2 separate regions of the Homo sapiens genome follow, and region 2 is linked to region 1. Evidence: read pairs that join two places in POLR2A ChIA-PET (ENCODE). Cell type or tissue: MCF 10A. All regions are shown on one strand. Links, peaks and the distances in the headings refer to the core of each region. The heading gives the core; the rest is flanking DNA.

Region 1 (6,008 bases), core at 515-5,514:
GAGATAGCTGGCAACAAACTCTGTGTCTGTTTAGAGAATAAACAGTGCAAAGGTTAAAAAAGGCAATGATAATAATTTTCTAAAAGGATCACAATATAGTCATGATTGGTAGAGGGAACGATGATGGTTAATTTTACATGTCAACTTGACTGGGCTGAGGGATGTCCAGATAGCTGGTAAAACATTATTTCCATATATACCTGTGAGGATATCTCTGGAGGAGATTAACATTAGAATCATTAGACTGAGTAAAGATCACTCTTACCAGTGCAGGTGGGCATCAGCCAATCTGTCAAGAGCCTGAGCAGAATAAAGGAAGAAGAAGGGTGAATTTGCTCTCTCTGCTTGGGCAGGGACATCCATCTTCTACCCTTGGACATTGGTGTTCCTGGTTCTCAAGCCTTTGGACTAGGACTTACATCATTGGCTCTCCTGGTTTTTAGGCCTCAGGCTTGAACGGGAATGAAACCATCAGCTTTCCTGGGCCTCTAGCTTGCAGACAGAAGGTTGCTTTATTTCCTAGCCTCCATAGTCACGCGAGCCAATTTCTCATAATAAATCTCTATCTATCTATCTATCTATCTATCTATCTATCTATCTATCTATCTATCATCTGTCATCTATCTACCCTGTTGGCTCTGTTTCTCTGACAAAGACCTTGTCATTTCTTTGTCATTTGTATTTCTCTTTCCAGTGTTAGAGAAACTCTCATTGCATGTAGAGTAAGTGAGAGATTGTGCCTTTACCTTCCACTGTAAAAAGTTGAAAGACTGGACTTTACCATCCCTCTGGCAGCCACGAAATCAAAACTTGGCTAGTTGGATGTGCCTGCTCTGGACTTTTGAATCTATAGCTGTGAGAACATTTGAACTCACTCACAGTAGTTTCCCCAGTGTCCAGGAGCAGTGGCATCAGCAGCATACAGGACTGTGGTATTATTTTGCACCCAAAATAACTGGGTGATTGATTGTTCCTGCTAAAAGGAGAATGTTGTGATCCTTGTCTCCTGTCTACTCTTGAATTGCCATGGTTCTAACCTGGTTCTCCAATTGCTCATTAATTTGGGGAATCCCTCATATACTTCAAATATATGCAACTGACTGTTGAACAACACAAGTTTGAATTAGGGGGTCCATTTATACACAGATGTTTTTCCATCTTTCCCACTCCTGAGACAGCAAGACCAACCTTCCCTCTTCCTTCTCCTCCTCAGCCTAGTCCATCTGAAGACTATGAGGATAAAGAACTTTATGATGATCTACTTCCGCTTAATGAATAGTAAATATATTTTCTCTTCCTTATGTTTTTATTCATAATGTTTTCTTTTCTCTAATTTACTTTATTGTAAGAATACAGTATATAATACATATAACATAAGAAATATGTCTCAATCAACGGTTTATGCTATCAGTAAGGCTTCCAGTCAACAGTAGGCTATTAGTAGTTAAGTTTGGGGGGGAGTCAAAAATTATATGTGGATTTTCGACTCTGTTGGGGTAGTTGATGCCCCTAACCTCTGCATTGTTCAAGGGCCAACTGTACATATATGTGTGCGTGTGTGTATAGATATATACATAATTTTATATGAGATATATAATTAAATTCTTATATATAAGAACAATGAATGAATATATGTACATATATAATATATGTATGTATAATTTAAGACATTCAGAATCATTTTTTGTTGTACATAACCTATAACTCCTCAAATTTTTAATTGATTTAGAAAATGTGTGTGCGATAAGAAAGGTTCTCTCTTCACTCTGGGCTGCAATAATTTGGGAAGCTTCCATGGAGAATAAAGACTTTAAATACTCTTTGCATAGGCAAAGAACAAGGGAGCAGCTGTTCTGGATAGAATCACTGGTACAGAGAAGCAGAAAAAGTCTAGTACGTTGAGAACAAATTTGAGGCTTAATAAAGAAAAGATCTTGTTTATCTTCCCCATTATTTTATCTTTGTAAAAATAGCACAGTGACTAGCAAAAGATAAGCATTAATTAAAAATGTGCAACTATGCCAGGTGTGGTAGTTCACTCCTGTAATCTTAGCACTTTGGAAGGCTGAGGCAGGAGGATTTCTTGAGCCCAGGAGTTTGAGACTAGCCTGGGAAACATAGGAAGACCCCGTCTCTACCAAAAAAAAATAAATAAATTAGCTGGGTGTTGTGGCATATGCCTCTAGTCCCAACTACCTCAGGAGGCTGAGATGGGAGAATAGCTTTAGCCCAGGAGGTTGAGTCTGCAGTGATCCATGATTATACCACTGCACTCCAGCCTGGGCAAGAGAGCAAGACCCAGTGGTAAACAAACAAACAAACAAACAAACACCAGTGTGTAGAAAAATGAATGAATAAATGAATGACAACAAAAGAGAAAAAATACCCACATGAATCTGGTTAAACTAGAGACTCCTAGTGGGGAGGTAAAAAATGAGTCTCTAACATTAGTTGAGAAATTATGGTGAAGAAGCTAAAAATTGACAGCAATGATTTCTGCCTTTTAATATCAATTTTCATCATATTATAATGTACCATTTATCCTATAATGCATATAATGTTAAATTATAAGACTCCAGAGTTCTACAGAGACAGGGAACACATTGAGTACATCATCAGATGAGTCATGCTTGTGGTATTGCCCAATGGGAAACAATCTCAATCTGGAAATTTCCATACACTAAAAGGAGCTGGCTTCAAAACTCCATTTGGCCGCCTTAGAAGATGCAATTGAGCAGAGAGAGAAAATGTTCAGGGAGAGGAAACCATGATGGAATGGCTAACATAAAGAGACAGAAGCCATTCCTGTACAATAAAGAATTACTGGAAGGCAATTTGCAGAGCATGGCATGGGATGCCTACTTCTTTAGCTCCACAGCTGTTCTAGACTTTAGTTTAGGGCGTGTCCTTTGGGCAATTGCAGTCAGGGAATTCCCTGATATTAGTAAGCAGCCTTTTGATGTTTCAGTGAAGACTGCTCTGGCATGGAAGAATGAATAATGAAGAATTTAAGCCAAAGAACATAGATAATTCCATTAGATACATTTGGATAATGGCTTGACCCATTTCTTAGTGGGGAGGGATTGGAAGCTAAACTCAGAACCAACTCTATGTTGTTTGTGGAGGAGCCAACTTTTAATTTAGCATTTACTGTGCATTATGATTGGTTCTAAGAACTTTGCATGTATCACCTCATTAAATCCTTGCAACAGTTTGCAAATGTAGATGTTGAATGAGAGGTATCAGAGGAGAAAATCTATTGTTTTGGAGAAGGGGAAGGTATTAGGTCTTATCTGGAAAAGTGGAATGTGTGAGGTCACTCAGACCTTATGGAGAGAAAGACAAAACAAGGGACAAAAACTACAATATTTATACTCCAGTGATTACAAAATGGTTTGGGCCAAGCAAAAGGTGTGATGGAAAGGAGGCTGTAGTTCAATTAAAGCTGTGCTCCGTTGCTCTGTTTCCATGGCCATTGACACAGGGCTCTTTCCCTGTGTTAATGACATTACAATAATACTAAGAAGAAAAAAAGACATATACAAATGAAGAAAACAATAAGAAGAGAGAGAGTCACACGTGGGCTAGTTATTTCCTCAGTGGACAAAGGTACACCAGTGTTTGGCAAGGTTTTGTGCAAGAGAAAAAGGAATAATCTCACAAAGAAAATAACTTTACTGACAAAAACTTGGAGCCTGTGTGCTCAAGAAAGCTTCCCATAACAGAACAGTTGTTTTCCTCACTGACCTTGATTTAAGTCAGTGTCAGTAATAAAATCATGGTGTGGCCCATTCTCTTTTGATATCACTAATCAGAACTGAGAAATGGGCAGTGTTGAACACTCGGTGCCCTTGGATAACTTAGCCTGGATTTGGAACCATGGGTGGATTTGACTGTTCAGATTTCTCTCCCTAGTGAGGATGATTGGGATATAGGGAGACTTATAAAATGAGGAACTGAGAGGTTGTTATTATCATTCTCATTTTACCAATGAGGAACCTGAGGTTCAAAAAGGCTAAATGGTCCTTAATAATACATAACTGGTAAGGAGTGGAGCCAAAATTGATCAGTCTGACTCCATAGTTTAAAGTCTTTTCCATTATGATGTATGCAAAAGACTGCTAGTGTTTTCTCCTCTCTCTTATGTCTTTTATTACAACAATGTAACACTCATATTTTAGTGGAGCAGATGGTTGCCCAGCTTGAGACTACATTTCCCAACTTCCCTCATAGCTGGGTTGTGGCCATGTGAGTAAATTATGGTTAATGAGATATGAGCAGAAGTGGCGTGCGATGCTCCCCAGAAGAGCTGGGTGTGACTTCCCGTGCCTCTTTCCCAATTCCTAATGGTTACAGCTGGAGATGATTGACACCACCCTCTTGGACAAGCCAGAGATAGACACCATGTGTTGAGTATGGTTGGAGAGAGAGAGAAATACACTTCTATCATGTAAAACCACTATAATTTTTTTTTAAACAGCATCTTAGGCAATATCCTAACTTACACATGATATAACAGCTCTCCAAGGGTTTTACCATTTCTTTATGAGGAACTACAGGTTCTTATCACAGATTATGTAATACTTTTTAGTTTGATATAAATATACATGCATATATTAAATATAGTAACCTCTAAGTGAAAGAGTTTAGATATTTCTATATAATTTTGACTTTACTCTTGATTAATTCTTTATGTTGTTTTTATGAAGACTTGAATTAAAGAATCATTCAGAGGCCGGGCGCGGTGGCTCACGCCTGTAATCCCAGCACTTTGAGGGGCCCAGGTGAGCAGATCACGAGGTCAGGAGATCGAGACTATCCTGGCTTACACGGTGAAACCCCGTCTCTACTAAAAATAGAAAAATTAGCCGGGCGTGCTAGTGAGTGGCTGCAATCACAGCTACTCAGGAGGCTGAGGCAGGAGAATGGCGTGAACCCCGGAGGTGGAGCTTCCAGTGAGCAGAGATGGCGCCACTGCACTCCAACCTGGACGACAGAGCGAGACTCCGTCTCAAAAAAAAAAAAAAAAAGAAAAAGAAAAAAAAAAGAATCATTCAGAAATATTTACCTCTTTCTGGGTAGACCTAATATACCAGAGTTCAGCAAACTATACCTGCCAACAGGGGTCTAAAAGACCAGGAATCAGCAAACAAATCTGGCCTACAACCTGTTTTTATAAATAAAGTTTTATTGAAACACAACCATGCCTATTTGTTTACATATTGTCCATGGCTGCTTGTATGCTCCAAGGCAGAATTGAGTACTTGAGACAGAGAAGTCCAGGTAAGCAGTGCGTTTACAGAAAGATATTTTCCCATCTGGATGTGATGCACATTTCAACAGTACTTACTATATTCGTTGCTTAAATGCAAAAATCTATCAGGGTTTTTATAAGTGGGTTACCTCTCCTCATTTTTTTTTTAGGTAAAATATCTTTGGGAGGAAATTGTCATTTTTGACCTTGTGAGAATGAACAAAGGGGCAAAAGTGAGGTAAGCTATAACATCAAGTGCGGACAGTCTTCTCTCCCTCCCAGACATGACTCTGGCATTGGGATTTCAGATGGAAAAGCCAAGCGAGTTTTATGTAGCTGCCCTAGTCTTTGCTTCTTGCATCTGTAGCATAAAGAACGTCTTGTTCTTGTTGGGAGGAAAGGCATGATTGAATCAGATTCCGCAGAAGTTTGCAAGCGCCAAGGGTGTCCATGACTCCAAACTGCTTTCCCGATGCGCACAGACTGAAGCATCTGAGGGGACTTGGGTGTGGAATGGATGCTCTTCGCACTCCCAGGGGAGGAGCCCTCTGAAGCCTAAGGCTTCGGTCAGGGAGACCGAAGTGTGGGGGAAGCAGTCCCATTGCCTCAGCACCTGGACTGTGAGTCCATGAAGACCTCGGGGCAGAGGAAGCAAGAGGCAAAATACTGTAAATATTATTCAAATAAAGAAAGCACAAGGTCAGAAAGCAACAGAACGCTGGAAATGTTTTTCTTTTTTTCCCCTTCTTTGAGG
Region 2 (6,008 bases), core at 581-5,580, 89 kb before region 1:
AAAAACTAAAAAACAAAAAAACAAAAAACCTCATCCCAGAAATCAGTCTCTGCTGCATTGCCTCTTTCCCTTGAACCACTGCTGATTTCACCTCTACTGGGAGTCAGAGGTGAGGTTCCTGATCCCCAGATCAGTCTCACAGGAGAAAAGAGGACTCATTGCTATGGAGATCAAGGCACCCAGCAGCAAATCACAGAGGAGAGTGGAGAAGCAACCAGAGAATAAGAAATGCAACTTGAGGCTTCCAGGCTTGTAGTCGTGTGGGCTGACAGAGGCCAGGTGCCTTCTCTCTGCTTCACCTCTACTACATCCTGTGGTGCTGCCTGCAAACCACGTCCTAAGTCGTTCATGCCTCCCTCACCACTGCCATCCTCTTTGTTCCAGTGATAATTATCTCTTTCTAGACAGGAGTCTCCTTACTTGCCTTCCTGCTATCCTGATCTCTATAATCTTCACAGCTGCTGGAGTAATCCACCTTGAAAAGGAAGTGAGACTCTGCCACCCAGCTGTGAAAACCCTGCCAATCGTTTCCATCACACTCAGAATAAAATCCAAATATTTTATCCTGACCTATAAGATCCTGCAGGAGTGGGCTCTTGAGGATCTTGGACTTTACCATGGGCCATTCTCTTCATTGTTTGTGGTGTGAAAAGAACCCTGGAGCAAACATTTCTGCCTTAGGGCCTTTGCCCTTGCTGTTCCCTCAACCTGGAAGCCCTCGCCCTCAAATCCTGGCATGCTTGGGTCCTTCTTCTCATTGGTAACTGTTTTCATGTTCCTTCCTCAAAGGAGCTTTTCTTGATTACCTCCTGTAAAATAACTTCCGACTCACAAACACATTATTCTATTTTATCTTCTTGGAAATTCTATTTCACCAAAAGTCATCATGGTTATTTATTGTCCAGCCTGCCCACCAGTTCGTCATCTCCCTGAAGCCAGGGATCTTGTCTGTCTTGCTCACTCTTTATCCCCAGTACCCAGTGCCTGGCACAAAGTAGATGCCCAGTGAGTAGATTTTCAATACCTCTATGGGGCAGACACCTTATTTTGCAGCACTATAATAAAAGCTATTGATAATATATATAAGCCAACAACCCTTTAATGCAGCTGTTATTACAAATAACTTGTAAATGAGAAAACTGAGCCTCAGAGAAATTAAGTAACCTGTCCAAGGGGGCATCTAGCTAGTGTTTCCAAGCCTGATTTGTACCCAGTTCTGACTTCAAAGTCCATGCTCCCACAAGTCTCTGTCTATTGTTTCCCACGTGTTGATTTACTAGTAAACAGTGTATTATTAATATAGTAAGCTCAAGCTAGTCATTTACTCATTGATTCATTCGAGAAGTATTTATCGAGAATATAATATGTCCTATGTCCTGTGCTACGCTCTCCAGATATCTGAGTCTATAAGGCTGCCAAAATCCTCTTACTATTTAAAAAGTGGCTTTTGGCAGGGCACGGTGGCTCATGCCTGCAATCCCAGCACTTTAGGAGGCCAAGGTGGGAGGATCACCTGCGGTCAGGAGTTCGAGACTAACCTGGCCGACGTGGTGAAATCCTGTCTCCACCAAAAATACAAAAATTATCCAGGCCTAGGGGTGCATGCCTGCAGTCCTAGTTCCTCAGGAGGCTGAGGCAAGCAAATTGCTCGAACCAGGGAGGTGGAGGTTGCAGTGAGCCGAGATCACACCACTGCACTCCAGCCTGGGTGACACAGCAAGACCCTGTCTCCAAAAAAAAAAAAAAAAAAAAAAAAAGCTTTTTATCAATCAATGCAGAGGGCGACTAAAACAAATTCCTGGCATAAAAACAGCAATTATTGAGCACCTTCTATGTGCCAGCCACTGACCTAGGCCCTTGGATTATACAATCCCATCTGCTCCTTGCAGGAGACGTTAGAAGGCGGATCATGCTTATCTCAATTTAATGATGAAGATACTGTGGCCCAGAGTGATTAAGTGACTTGCTTACATAGGTAGTCACTGGTAGAGCTTATGTTCGCTTTTCCCCAAAATATTCTCCTCTTTTCACATCACACATTGACACTGGCATGCAGTAGGAAAAACTCGATAAATATGGGTGGAATGAACACATGAAGTACCCAGCCAACCCAATTTATGATGTAGCAAGCCACCTGCTTTCAGCCGGTTCCACATACTAGTAACTCTCAGCTGTAGAAAAGGACTATTCTCGATAGCAAGAATCAGTTTTACTATGTGATGGCACAATAGTCTTTTTGCTAACGATTTTGGGGAAAAAATAATACCAGCTGTGAATTCAAATCATAGCATCTACTTACTTAATCTGTTTGGATTAATCAAGTTCTATCAACTTTCTGGGCATGGAAAGTCACCAAAATTCACTAGTCTATAGCCAATAGCTTCTAGTATCTGAAAGCTTATATATCAGGCACTGTTTATGTCCCTTTGTACATACTGTTATATTTAATTCCAGTATAACCCCATGGGTATGAACGATTATTATCTACATTTCACAGAGCAAGGCAAGTTGCAGAGAAGTGAAGTGACTGGCCCAGTATTGTGCAATGATGGGAGTGTGGTAAGGGCAGGATTTATGTCCAGGCATTCTTACTCCCACACTCATGCTCTGAATGACTATGCTAGCAGGCCTCCTGGCAAGAAAGGAGTCGGAAAAAAAAAAAAATCAGGACATGGGGAAAAGTAACTCAGGAAATCTTTACGCCTCCTCATCGGTTCTCACAAATCCCCATCAAACTGAATCCAACAATGAGAAATGATTTTTCCCCGGGGTCTGACCCCCAAATGCTTTGACAATGAACTCTGCTTCCCTCACCACAAAATTATTCAAGAACTCACAAAACAATCGCTGGCCTCTGAAACCCTATCTCAAGACCTACCAAGGGCCTGACTGATGGCCCTGATGATATTACCAAGTGGTTCTTCCCATTTTTGGCATCAATCAAGAGTTTATGTCCCAAGATTATTCCACCAGACGGGTCCTGCGGATATGATGGGATTAGCCAAATTTCAAAGCTTCTTTTTGACTTCCAGTTGAAAATTGGGTACATATGCTCCTGAAGGTTATGGGGGCTATGGGAGAACATCAAGTTGATTCATCAAATTAGTTCAAACGTAATCGTCCTGCATGACTGGCTATAGAACTCGTCAGCTATAAACGTGTCAAAAAGTCATCCGCTCTAACGTTAAATAGAGACGCAAAGCAATGTTGTTCTGGATCTGACGTTCGTTGGACTTTAGCCTCCTAAGGAGGCTGTGTTTCCTCTTGGAGCAATTTGTGGTAAGATGCACAGAATGAATAGATTGCAGCAGAAAAAAGAAGCCCACACTAGTTGCTAGAAATACCAGCTGTATGCATCAGACCCATAACTAAATCCTTTTCTTTTAGAGACGCAAAGATTTTAAAGACTCAAGCTTTGAATTTCTTTCTTTCTTTCTCTCTTCCTATCTTCCTTCCTTCCTTTCTTCCTTTCCTCTCTCCTCCCTCCCTCCCTTCCTTCTTTCCTTCCTTCCCTAATCATGCTGCACATGGATTACTTGCCTTTCCACAACTGAGACTATTTTCAGAAATGAAGACAAAACACACATCACTAAAAATTTTCTCTTGAGTAACATATTCTCCCATGTGGTGCTACAGAATGCAAGAGCTGAAAATATGAAAGAGTTGCAGAGAAAAATCTATACCATATCAGGGCAAGATTTAAGACTTAAGGAAATTAACATTCTGCTGCTGTTGAGGATCATACCCTCCCACTACAGAGTGAAGCTCCTCAACCCTCTATACACTTTTCCACCCTTGCCGTCTGTGTGAGTGACTTCTCTGTGCCCAGCTCTGTGCTACTGACCCTGTCACCAAGCACGCAGGAGTCAGATGCTACAGGCCTTTCTCTATAAACCCAGACAATTCCTGTTCACTTGCTGCACTCCACTACAAATCTGAAATTCTTCAACTGTTGTCTCACTTGTCTTCTTTTGGTGACTACTTGTCTGGTTCCTAATTTTTATGCCATTTTGGAGTAATTTTTCCCTTTTTTGTTATTGACAAAGACAGAGGAGGCCTCCTATAATTTGTGGGTGACTGACAAGGCTGAATGTTGTTAACTCAAATGTTTTGATTTACATCAGAGAGGACCTCCAGGCCCCAGACATGACAGGCTGCGATAGCACCTTCAAAGCTTGTGAATATCAAATCCCATTAAGCAAGCCCTTTATGTGCAAGTCAATAAATTATCCTTTCTAGGGTGATTTGGCAATAAGTAGCAAAAGCATTAAACAGGCATAATTTTGGCAATTCTACTTCTGGGATGCTATCCCAAAAAGAAAAATAGACAAGTGTGCAAAGATGCAAATAGAAGGATGTTCATCTCAGTGTTGTTTAGAATAGAAAGAAATTTTAAAAAAAATAAAGCCCACATTCAGCAATAAGGCGAAGTTAATAGGTTAAATAAATATGTCCTATCCATACAATGGAATATTTATCACCATTTAAAATTTTTACGTGTTTCTTTATCTGTTGATGGAAAAAGATATTCTCCTTAAGTACTCAGGAAAAAAAAGATTGTAAAACTCTACTGGATTACGCTATCCTCTATATGATTATAATGTTTACATTACGCATCTCTATGTGAAAAAGCTTTTGAAAGGCTGTAGTCCAAATATTACCAGTGGTGATATCTGTGGGTGATTTTAAATTTCTTTCCACACTTTACAATGTATGTGTATTCCTTTTATAGCCAGAAGAAACAAAGGTATTTTTATTTCAGAGACACAATGGCCATTGACTTCAGAAACTTCACATACTGTAACCTATTTAAGAATATCTCCATCTATATCTCATCAGAATTGATGCCCTCATTATAAAGGGCAACCATGATATAAAAAATTGACCCAGAGACCAGAGAGACTCCATACAGCAACCTAAAACCTTCTGTTGATGCTTGCTGACCATGATGTGCTTGATCTTGGCTTCTTGGCTGAGTTCGGAATTTCTTTTTGAAAGATGAAACTGTGAATTTCCTGTTAGGCAAAACCCAGGTTGACTATTTTTTTTTTTTTTTTAAGTCAGTGCTCTATTTCCAGGGAAACTGAAAACCTTGAGAATAGTGTCGTCTGTGAATTTACCACATACACATCTTCAGCAAAAATCAACCACCAGGTGGGAGGGAAGAGGCAGTTTAGCACAGTAATTACAAATAGGATTTTTGAGGCTGAGTGGCGGGGTTCAAATCTTAGCTCTGGTACTTCCTGGTGGTATAGCTTTGGGAAAACCACTTCCTCTCTCTGTGCCTCAGTGATAAGATGGGACTAAAACTAATAATAATTTCTGCCCTATTGAGGGGTTGTGAGGCTTAAATGACGAAATATAAGGAACTGGCATATAGTAGGTGCGTCACAGATGTTAAAACAAGAGTTGATCTAAGTTCCTAGAGCAGAAGTCAGAAGCATGCAGCTCACAGGATATCATCCAAAGACAGATTTTATTTGGCAGTCATAGGCATTTTTAATATGATAATTTGCTTTCTAATATGAAAAAAATTGGGAGATATCAAAAAAACTCCAAATTTCTAGAATTTTTGAAGAAAAAGGAAAGCTCCTCCCACTTTGAGTTTTATAAAACACAAAATGTGATCATACTGTACGTTTGCAACTTGCTTGTTCACCTCGCCACACATCTTTCCAACATCCATCCATATGAATTGCATAACTGTGGTTTATCCGTATTTATTAATTTTTTGAGACAGATTCTCACTCTATTGCTCAGGCTGGAGTGCAGTGGTGCAATCTCAGCTCACTGCAATCTCCACCTCCAGGGTTCAAGCAATTCTCATGCCTCAGCTTCCCAAGTAGCTGGGATTACAGGCACGTGCCTCCACGCCCAGCTAATTGTTGTATTTTTAGTTGAGACGGGGTTTCACCATGTTGGCCATGCTGGTCTCGAACTCCTGACCTCAGATAATCTGCCCGCCTCAGCCTCCCAAAGTGCTAGGATTACAGGTGTGAGCCACTGCG

Evidence for each region. Peaks named below come from ENCODE experiments on the same cell type or tissue, not always from the same donor. Only the 100,000 strongest peaks of a DNase experiment are listed, where the experiment ranks them.
Region 2: POLR2A ChIA-PET joins it to region 1 with 9 read pairs; 2 of 35 experiments call an interaction of 5 or more read pairs at or near these places.

Annotation. Positions count from the first base shown.
Region 1 is chr20:52,940,289-52,946,296 of GRCh38, reverse strand. No RefSeq gene overlaps it. Among named protein-coding and RNA genes, the nearest start is that of TSHZ2, 29 kb to the left of the region's middle. In MCF 10A, for the core only: no CTCF peak of the experiment used is centred there; DNase peaks (open chromatin) are centred at 2,666, 2,886 and 4,296.
Region 2 is chr20:53,029,401-53,035,408 of GRCh38, reverse strand. All of the region lies in intron 1 of TSHZ2 (teashirt zinc finger homeobox 2), which reads right to left. Among named protein-coding and RNA genes, the nearest start is that of TSHZ2, 60 kb to the right of the region's middle. In MCF 10A, for the core only: no CTCF peak of the experiment used is centred there; a DNase peak (open chromatin) is centred at 2,578.